Regions from separate parts of the Homo sapiens genome. Here regions 2 and 3 are each linked to region 1. A link is a contact called in ENCODE Hi-C or POLR2A ChIA-PET data. All regions are on one chromosome and are shown on one strand. The core of a region is the stretch at or near the end of the contact, and the rest is flanking DNA. Distances in the headings are between cores, read along the strand shown.

Evidence for each region. Hi-C counts contacts between places; a loop is a spot of excess contacts on that map. ChIA-PET counts read pairs that join two places held with the same protein, here RNA polymerase II (POLR2A). Pooled maps may share reads with other maps.
Region 2: a map with no recorded cell type shows a loop between it and region 1 (14-fold over the local background). The contact joins two enhancer-like sites. A Hi-C loop is called at or near these places in 11 of 37 single-sample maps with no recorded cell type and 5 of 50 pooled maps. POLR2A ChIA-PET finds 5 or more read pairs at or near these places in 3 of 52 experiments (A549, activated CD4-positive, alpha-beta T cell and activated CD8-positive, alpha-beta memory T cell).
Region 3: a loop to region 1 is called in a pooled map, with 3 times the contacts of the local background. The contact joins the promoter of LINC02937 here to the enhancer-like site in region 1. A Hi-C loop is called at or near these places in 3 of 37 single-sample maps with no recorded cell type and 3 of 50 pooled maps. POLR2A ChIA-PET finds 5 or more read pairs at or near these places in 1 of 52 experiments (A549).

What each region holds. Positions count from the first base shown.
Region 1 is chr9:91,513,780-91,516,495 of GRCh38, reverse strand. No RefSeq gene overlaps it. Among named protein-coding and RNA genes, the nearest start is that of NFIL3, 91 kb to the right of the region's middle. RefSeq lists an enhancer at 547-1,746. Within about 2 kb of position 1,340, at least 3 of the 41 ENCODE cell types and tissues checked have a DNase peak (open chromatin) inside an H3K27ac peak, as active enhancers do.
Region 2 is chr9:91,145,356-91,148,071 of GRCh38, reverse strand. The region is part of intron 1 of LINC02937 (long intergenic non-protein coding RNA 2937); the gene reads left to right. The region is part of intron 2 of LINC00484 (long intergenic non-protein coding RNA 484); the gene reads right to left. Among named protein-coding and RNA genes, the nearest start is that of LINC02937, 17 kb to the left of the region's middle. RefSeq lists enhancers at 217-336, 744-1,311. Within about 2 kb of position 1,376, at least 3 of the 41 ENCODE cell types and tissues checked have a DNase peak (open chromatin) inside an H3K27ac peak, as active enhancers do.
Region 3 is chr9:91,161,938-91,164,653 of GRCh38, reverse strand. It overlaps LINC02937 (long intergenic non-protein coding RNA 2937), which reads left to right and starts at 1,374. Exons shown (of 6, transcript NR_184105.1): 1 at 1,374-1,649. All of the region lies in intron 2 of LINC00484 (long intergenic non-protein coding RNA 484), which reads right to left. RefSeq lists an enhancer at 1,365-1,414.

The DNA.
Region 1 (2,716 bases), core at 91-2,590:
TCCCAGCTACTCAGGAGGCTGAGGCAGGAGAATCACTTGAACTGGGGAGGCAGAGGTTGCAGTGAGCTGAGATTGCGCCACTGCACTCCAGCCTGGGTGACAGAGTGAAGCTCCATTTCAAAAAAAAAAAACAAAAAAAAACAGAAATGTATTCTCTCACAGTTCAGGAGGTCAGAAGTTCAGTATCAGTTTCAGTAGGCTGAAATCAAGGTTTCCCTGCCAATTTGCAGTGCTGCTTGCATTCCTTTGCTTGTGGCCAGATCACTGCAGTCTCCACCTCTGTCTTCACATGGCCTTCTCTTCTGCGTGTGTCATCTCCCCGTCTTTTACCGACACTTGTGATGGCATTTACAGCCCATCCAGATAATCCAGGATAACCTCCTCATGTCAAGATTCTTAACCACATCTGCCAAGACCCTTTTTCTTTATAAGGTAACATTTACTGGTTCCAGGGACTAGGACCTGATATCTTTGGGTGGCCGTCCACCTACTATGTAAGGTAAATTCAGGGATTGAATAAGGAAAGACTGTCACCTATGCAGCTGGAGGTTCATCATTGGAACATGCTTTCACTTTAGTGGAAACAGAAAGATTCTCTAATTCCTTAGAACCAAAAGCTTTGGGCTCTTCTTTAGTTCACATTGTACTAATTTGTGATTGCTTTAAAATCCAGAACTGGGTAAGATTTTTCCCACTTTAACCCCAATTCTTTTTACACGTTTTGCCAATGGGTTTGAAAGACGTAATGGAATTGACTACCCTTTCATAAAATGAAATTGTAGTTTTCATAAAACTCATAGTTTGCATTTCTGAAAAAAGAGAAAAGAGAAGTAGTTTTCTTTTGGGGGGCCAAAATAGCTGTTTCTTAATTTATAAACCAGGCATTGAGTCTGATTTGAGTCACTGTCTTTTTTCTTCCTATGTAAGTGGACATTTTAATAGTGAAAGTCCAGAAAACGACTGTGGCGTGGGCTGATTCTGAGCTGGCATTTAGCTGCTTGATAAGACGAAAGGAAGGAGGCGCGTAAATGAGTGCTTGATTACTCTCTGCCGCCTGCAGCTCCTCCCCCGCCATCCACTGTGAATCATGTTGCAGCAACAGCACATGCCAGACAAAGACACTGAAGTCTATGACATCGCTTGCAAAGAAGTTGTATTAAATGTCCTCAGTGAAATGACTTCAGAAAGTTCTCATTATGTCAACCAATCTTCACCTCACAAAATGAGAGCTGGGGTCAGAGAGAAACAAAGAATGTTTTTGTGGCACACTGCAACCAACGCAGAGTTTATGTGGCAGATGTTCATCCAGCCACGCAATGCAGATGACTTCATACGTGGGGGAGTCTGCTTACCATTGCATCGGCTGCTTCTCCCCCAGAACTACATCATCACCACTTCTTGAAGGCAGTTTTTATGAGCAATGGAGAACACTATGAACATAGCTGGGACCAGTGTGTTTTTAACTAGTTTTGTGTCTCTGAAGCAATCCCAAACTAACCTTTTTTTCTTTTTCATATCTAATTTTCTAACTCATGATTTAAAAAATGATGTCTGTGTTTAAATGCTTTAAGTACCTTTTTTTCATGCTTTCAGTACCTTTCTCTTTATTCTGTATCTCTTGTGATTTGGGTTGCTAATATCTTACTAATTAACATATTTTAAATATACAGCTATGTGGTTAAGGTGTTAAATTGGATTTTTTTAAAAGAATAAGATGTAGGCTGGGCACGGTGGCTCATACCTGTAATTCCAGCACTTTGGGAGGCCGAGGCGAGTGGATCACTTGAGCTCAGGAGTTCAAGACCAGCTTGGACAATGTGGCGAAAACTTGTCTCTACCAAAAATACAAAAAAAAAAAAAAAATTAGCCCAGCATGGTGGTGCACACTTTTGGTTCCAGCTACTTTGGAGACTGAGGTTGGAGGATTGCTTGAGCCCTGGATGCAGAGGTTGCAGTGAGCCAAGAATGCACCACTGCACTCTAGCCTGGGTGACAGAGTGAGATCCTGTCTCAAAGAAAAAAAAAATTATTTTAGAATTCTAATCCAGATTCACTTCCTTCCCCAATGGCCAACTGAAAATGACAAAAAGAATGAGCAATAGAGAAGAAACCAATTTCCTTGAAAATACATGCAAAACCATAGGTTAAAAATAATAACTGCAAAAGACAATACATTTTGGATCACACTGGGACATAACACCAAGAAGCATATGCAACCCCACAGGTCATTTCCAGCTGACAGTTTCCCATAAAAGGGTAGCACAGCCCTAAGGGGTGCAATCAAGGGTCCTGGCTAGGGTGTCCACACCTGGCATTTTGGATGAGCCAGGCGGGGGGGAGATCATCAAGATGCCTAGAATTTCTGCAAAGCATGTGGCAGTCAGCTTAGTATGAGCTGCTCTATTACCCCAAATATACTCGAACATCCAGGCTTTGCTACAAACCACATGGGCCTGCTTTCCTTGGAATGGCCCATTGAGATTAGTGAGCAGACACTGGGTCCTTGCACAGAGGACACTGCATCCATGAGAAAGTCCTTCCAGAACCCCTGAGTTCAGGAGACCGCCCCACCTCAATCTGTCCCTTCCCCACACAGCTCTTAGCAAATCCTCATTAACATGAACAATAATTCCCCAAAAAGAGAACAATGACAACAAACAAAGACAGAGGAATAATATACATCAGAAGTAAAAGAAAATGTGAATTAACATTTCTC
Region 2 (2,716 bases), core at 127-2,626, 370 kb after region 1:
TTACTATTTTACTGAAACATATCCTAGAAGCCCCATGAATACTTTCACATGTAAACTTAGAACACATTTACCTTTGCAGAGTGCAGAGAGTGCAAGAAAGTTTAACTGAAAACTGTGATAGTTTCTGCTTCTTGATGATTCATCTCTTGCATGATGAGCAATTCTGTACCTGGAAGAAGAGTTGCTGAAATATGTTCCCCAATTGCTTGTTCTCATTTCCACATAATGTGTGTGTGTGTGTGTGTGTGTGTGTGTGTGTGTGTGTGAATGCATTAACAAGTTAGCCAGTATATAAGTTTACATGCTGCTCTTCAATTTCTCCAAAACTTTCTTACGGATCATTTAAAAGCTCAATGATGTCCCTTCAATAGCTCAGCTGGTAGAGCAGAGGACTGTAGCTAATTCCTCATAAAATCTCAATGAGATTAAAAACAAGCAAGCAAGCAAGCAAGCAAGCAAACAAACAAACAAACAAACAAACAGCCCAGAAAGGCAGATGCAAAGAAGCAGCTAAGCCTTCCCTGTGGCTATATGAATGGATGCTCAGGAGGGGCCTTTGCCTGGGGTTAGGGAGTACACAGGCTTCTTTTGTTAGTTTTTGTTTTTTCTGTAGTGAGGTTGGCAAAGCTGCCTCCTCTCCCAGCCTTGAGCTGGTGCCTGGGCCTAGGTGGGTGCTACCGAGGTGTAAAAGAAGTCGGGGCTCTTGTGGACAGAGGGACCACCCACCCCAGGATTTGAAGTTAGGACAGGCTCTCCAGGTGAATTTGGGGGGCCTCATGGCAGCAAAGTGCTATGAGCTCAGGCACACTTGAGGGGCACTGGTGCAGGTGAAACAGAACAACCTGAGGATCTCAGCAGGAGGGACAACACGGAGCTGTCCCTGCACTTAGGGGCACAGCCTGCATGCAGGTCACTGTTCCTACACGGCTGCTGCCCCTGTGGGCATGTCACAGTAAGCCGATCACTGTGACTTATGGATTTTGCAAAAGAGTAGGAGTTTATTCACGAGGCAGTCAAGAGAGGAGGCGGGAGGACAGGTCTCAAATTTGCCTCTCTAAAAATAGGACGTGAGGGTACTTATGGGCTAGAAACCCAAGTGGTCTTGAGGTGAAGGGGGAGGTAATGGGAGTTCATGCAAGCCTGGTGGGGCTGCACGGTTCTTCACCGGACACATGCAGAAAAGGGTGGCACTAACCTGATCTAAGGGTGGAGATTTTAGCCCTCTGACGTCAAAAGGTCACTCTTTGGACACCCACACAGGTTCAGCTGAAGGGCTGGTGGACTCAATGAGCTTGAACTGGACAAGTACTGCCCATAGTTCCTGAAAAACAACTCTAAGTGCTGGTTACTATAGTGACCTATAGTCAGAGCCAGTGTAAGGAAGTCAGTGGGAGTTTAGTGAGTACTGCTCAGCTACGTGGCGTTTAGCTATGCGGATTTTTAGATCAACTAGAAGTATGAGATGAAAAGTAAGCAACTTAATCAAGTGAGCCCTCAGCTTCAGGCACATCCTCTTTCTGCCTCTCATCTCTGCATCTTCCCTTCTTTTGCCCAATTGGGCCCAGCCAGAGAACTCTGCCCCATCTGCTGTTTCACACTGTGAGGGCAGTGCACCAGGGTGCGAGGCCCTTGGTATGCGCAGGCTGAGCTGGTGGTTTGAGCACAGGCCGGGGCATTTTCCACAGTGTGGATTGGGACCCCTTAATGGTCATGGACTTAATTTAATAAGATGTGACTGACATTTTAAAAAATGAAATAAAAATAAATTTTAATGAAAGAGTGCATAATGCTAAGGTTTTTTTGTTTGTTTGTTTTGTTTTTTGTTTTTGTTTTTTTTGAGATGGAGTCTCACTCTGTCCCTGAGGCTGGAGTGCAGTGGCGCTATCTCAGCTCACTGCAACCTCCTCCTGGTTCAAGCGATTCTCCTGCCTCAGCCTCCTGAGTAGCTGGGATTACAGGCATGTGCCACCATGCCCAGCTAAGTTTTGTATTTTTAGTAGAGACAGGGTTTCGCCATGTTGGCCAGGCTAATGCTAAGGTTTTTTTGTCCTTGCTTTTTTTCCTGCTTTCTCCATCATTGTACTTATCAATGTTCATACTATGCAGTGCGTGCATACTGTATCCAAATGCATATTTCATCATGCACCTTGAGATGCTCTTTTCTTTCACTTTCTCCGATGTCACTATCTCTTGGGTTTCTTCTTCCTAGTTCATACAATCAGTAAGTTTTTATTTCTCATTTACTCCTGAAATGCTGGGTTCTCAGGGCTCCTTGCTTTGCCTCGTGATCCTGGTGATGAGAGCTGATGATCTCCATCTTCCTCCTGCCCCAGGCCTGCCTTTCTCAGGAGGGCTAGACCTGCAGGTCCAGCAGCCACATGGTGTCCCTTGGATGCCCCCCGGGGCTGACCCTGGGCCCCATCTCCGTTCTGCCATCCTGCTTCCCTCCTGGGTTCTCCGTCAAGTTGCCTAAGCCTAAATCTAGGCTCTTCCATCTCCATTAATGTGCCACATCCAACTATTCACCAGATGTCATCATTGCTACTGCCTTGGTAGCAACCACCTCTCTTGTCAACCCCAACCCCACCCCAGCTTGGGCCAACATCATGTCTTAAGAGATGCCAGTGGTGGCCACACTAATGTCTGTCCTCCAGCCTCTTTTCCCCCCACCACACTGCGGAATGCTGAGAGGTTCAGAGTGTGCTGCCCCAAAATA
Region 3 (2,716 bases), core at 125-2,624, 350 kb after region 1:
CCATCTCACCTTCTCCTGTACCACCTGAGGTACTAAATCTTCCAGGAAACCTTCCTTGAATGTCTTCTGACATCCCAGTGAGGGGCTCCTGATATTCACTTCCATAGTGCTTTGGTCACCTACTGCAGCATAAAACCACTCCAAATTGAATTGCTTTGCTCACAATTGCACAGGCCAGGGATTTGGGCAGGGCTTGGCTAGGCGCTTTTCACAAGGTGGGTCTCCTTTGTGGATGCTGTTTGATGCTGTCCTCTGAAGCCTCCACTGGAGGCTGGAGCTGCCTGTCCAAGCTGGTGGCCTGACACTGCTGCGGGGAGGCACAGGTGGCACTTTGATGAAAGCACCTACACGTAGCCTGTCTCTGTGGCTGGGGCTCTCTCACGGCGTGGTGCCTGGGCTCTGAGAGAGGGGGTCCTGAGAGCAAGTGCTCCAGGAGACACAGCCGAAGCCACGGAGCTCGCTGTGGCCTGGTCTGGAACTTTCACACACCACAAATGCTGCATTTCTGTTGGGTCAAATGTGTCACATAAGTCTGCACAGACTCGGAAGGAGGAGACTTACAGCACCATGCTGTGGCAGGGACAGCAAAGACTGTGTGGCCACGCTTCCTCTATCATGCGTGGCCAGGGTCTTCCCCACCACGACTCCTCCCCTAGGCTGTGCCATCTCACAGGGCTGCCTCCAAGCACATGCCTTCCCCAGCACCACACTCAGTGCTGGCCCTGTGAACACATCTGTGGGACTGATGGAGTAGAAACCTGCTTCAGCAAAAGTCGGGGAGTGGCAAACCTGGGAATGTAGAGAAGCACTCTGTGTGCAACACGTATTTCTTACGTACGCAATGATGGCTGAAGTCCATGCGGAGTTTATCACTACTGGTCAGTTTCAGAGTGTAGGTCAGAACCCGTGAGCCTTCCTTGCCAGAACAGTTTGGAGTGTCACACGAGGACTTCAGCCTGGACACCAGAACCAGGTGGGCAGTGGGGCCCATCACGTGCCACTGTAGTGTGAAGGGACAGGGTCTGCCTGCTGGTCTGCCCAGGGAGAAGATACTCCTAGCTCTTCAGGCTCCTACTCAATCCCCTGACAGCACCCCTTAGCGAAAAGGCACCACCCTCGGCGTCAAGCGCATCTCTGAATGAGGGTCATGGTGAGCTTGTGTTAGGAAAATAGCTCTCTTGCCAATACGCAGGCAAAGTAAGCTTCTGCAATTCTCAAAGTCCCGAGTTTGCAGAATTTTATTTACAGCAAAATGTTGGTTTACCCACAAACATCCTGCTTGGCTAAATATATCTCCTGCTCCTAGAACAGGACCTGTGGTTTTCAAGCATGGGTTTTGGCCTCCCTTCAGCATGCTGGCATGCATGTGCCCTGCTCTTTCTCCTGTGATCATCGGCATGATAGGAGGCGAGTGAGGAACTCAGTGTCTTCTGACACAGGCATCTCACAACACCAGTGCAGCCGGACCGTTGTCTGGTAGGTCTCTGTGCACCCAGGAGGACCTGGGCCTGCGAGAAGTCTGGGGCCCACTGCTGGGTATGCTCGTTTCTTGAGCATCCGAGTCACCTTTACAGTCTGCGATGATTGACGAGGTCAAACAGGACTCACTTGCATTGCCGGGTCTCTGTGGCGACAGGGAGGACTTGGAGGTAGGTGTTCAGGTCAGAAGGGACAGTCCTGACTTCCTCCACCGCTGTCTGCAGAAGCAGAGGCTGAAGCCACAGGCTGCGGGGGTGGGGAGCATGCTCCAGGAAGTGGCTCTCGGTGCTCCTGTCCACAGCCTCTGCAAGGAGAGGCACAGGCCCAGGCAAAGAACACAGTATGGCAAGTGAGGAGAAGGGGAAAAAATCAAATTACACGCTGTTTCTCCTTTGATAGTAGGAAGGCAGGAGGGAAGGGAGCTATGTAGACACAGGAGACGCTCCCAGTTCTGCTGGAGCTTAGGCTGGCCCTGGAGCTAAGCTTTAGCAATCTCCAAGGGAAAAGGATTGTTTAACAGAAAAATGGGGCCGAGGAAATACTGGACTTCAAATGAGAAGAAACTTTTTCAGAATCTTCGTGGCCTTGGGGCTGGTTGTCCTTCCCAGAACCATACTTTGTGGCAGTGGGGAAGTCATCTCTGATCTGAATCCTCCCCGGCCAGGATGTCAAATGGTCATTTACAGAGAATTAGTAACTGACAGGGAGAGGAGAGAACACCCTTCTTTGCCTGTGAGTGATGGCTGAGTCACACGCAGTGTGCGGTGATGGGCAACCATTATTTTTTGTTTGCTGAAATAATTTCATGGTGCAGATTGGTAGGGAGAGTTCATTTTTGAGAAAAGTCAGTTTCCTGTATTTGAGCAAAGAAACCACAAATCATTCTTTAACATTAGTAAATTTCTGTAAAGCACGAGTTGTCCTAAGTGAGGTGCGAGTGACACGAATCTTTTCCTCAGGCACAGAACTGTCATTCCTGCACTCTTGCGAGCCAAGGGTTAAATATTCAGGAATGTTCTGCCACCTGTTCTCAGGCAGCAATTTGAGCCTGGGAGGCCGCCCAGACAAGGACATGACAGCCCCCTCATGCCCCTTGCAGTTCTGAATGCCTCTCATCAATCCCGGGGTCTTGGGGGAATGGCAGAAGGATCCCCATCACAGTGGGGTCTCCCTTTTCACTTATAAATGCGGCGGGGCTGTGCTGTGCCTTCCGAGTGAGGAAGGGCTCTCTTCAGCC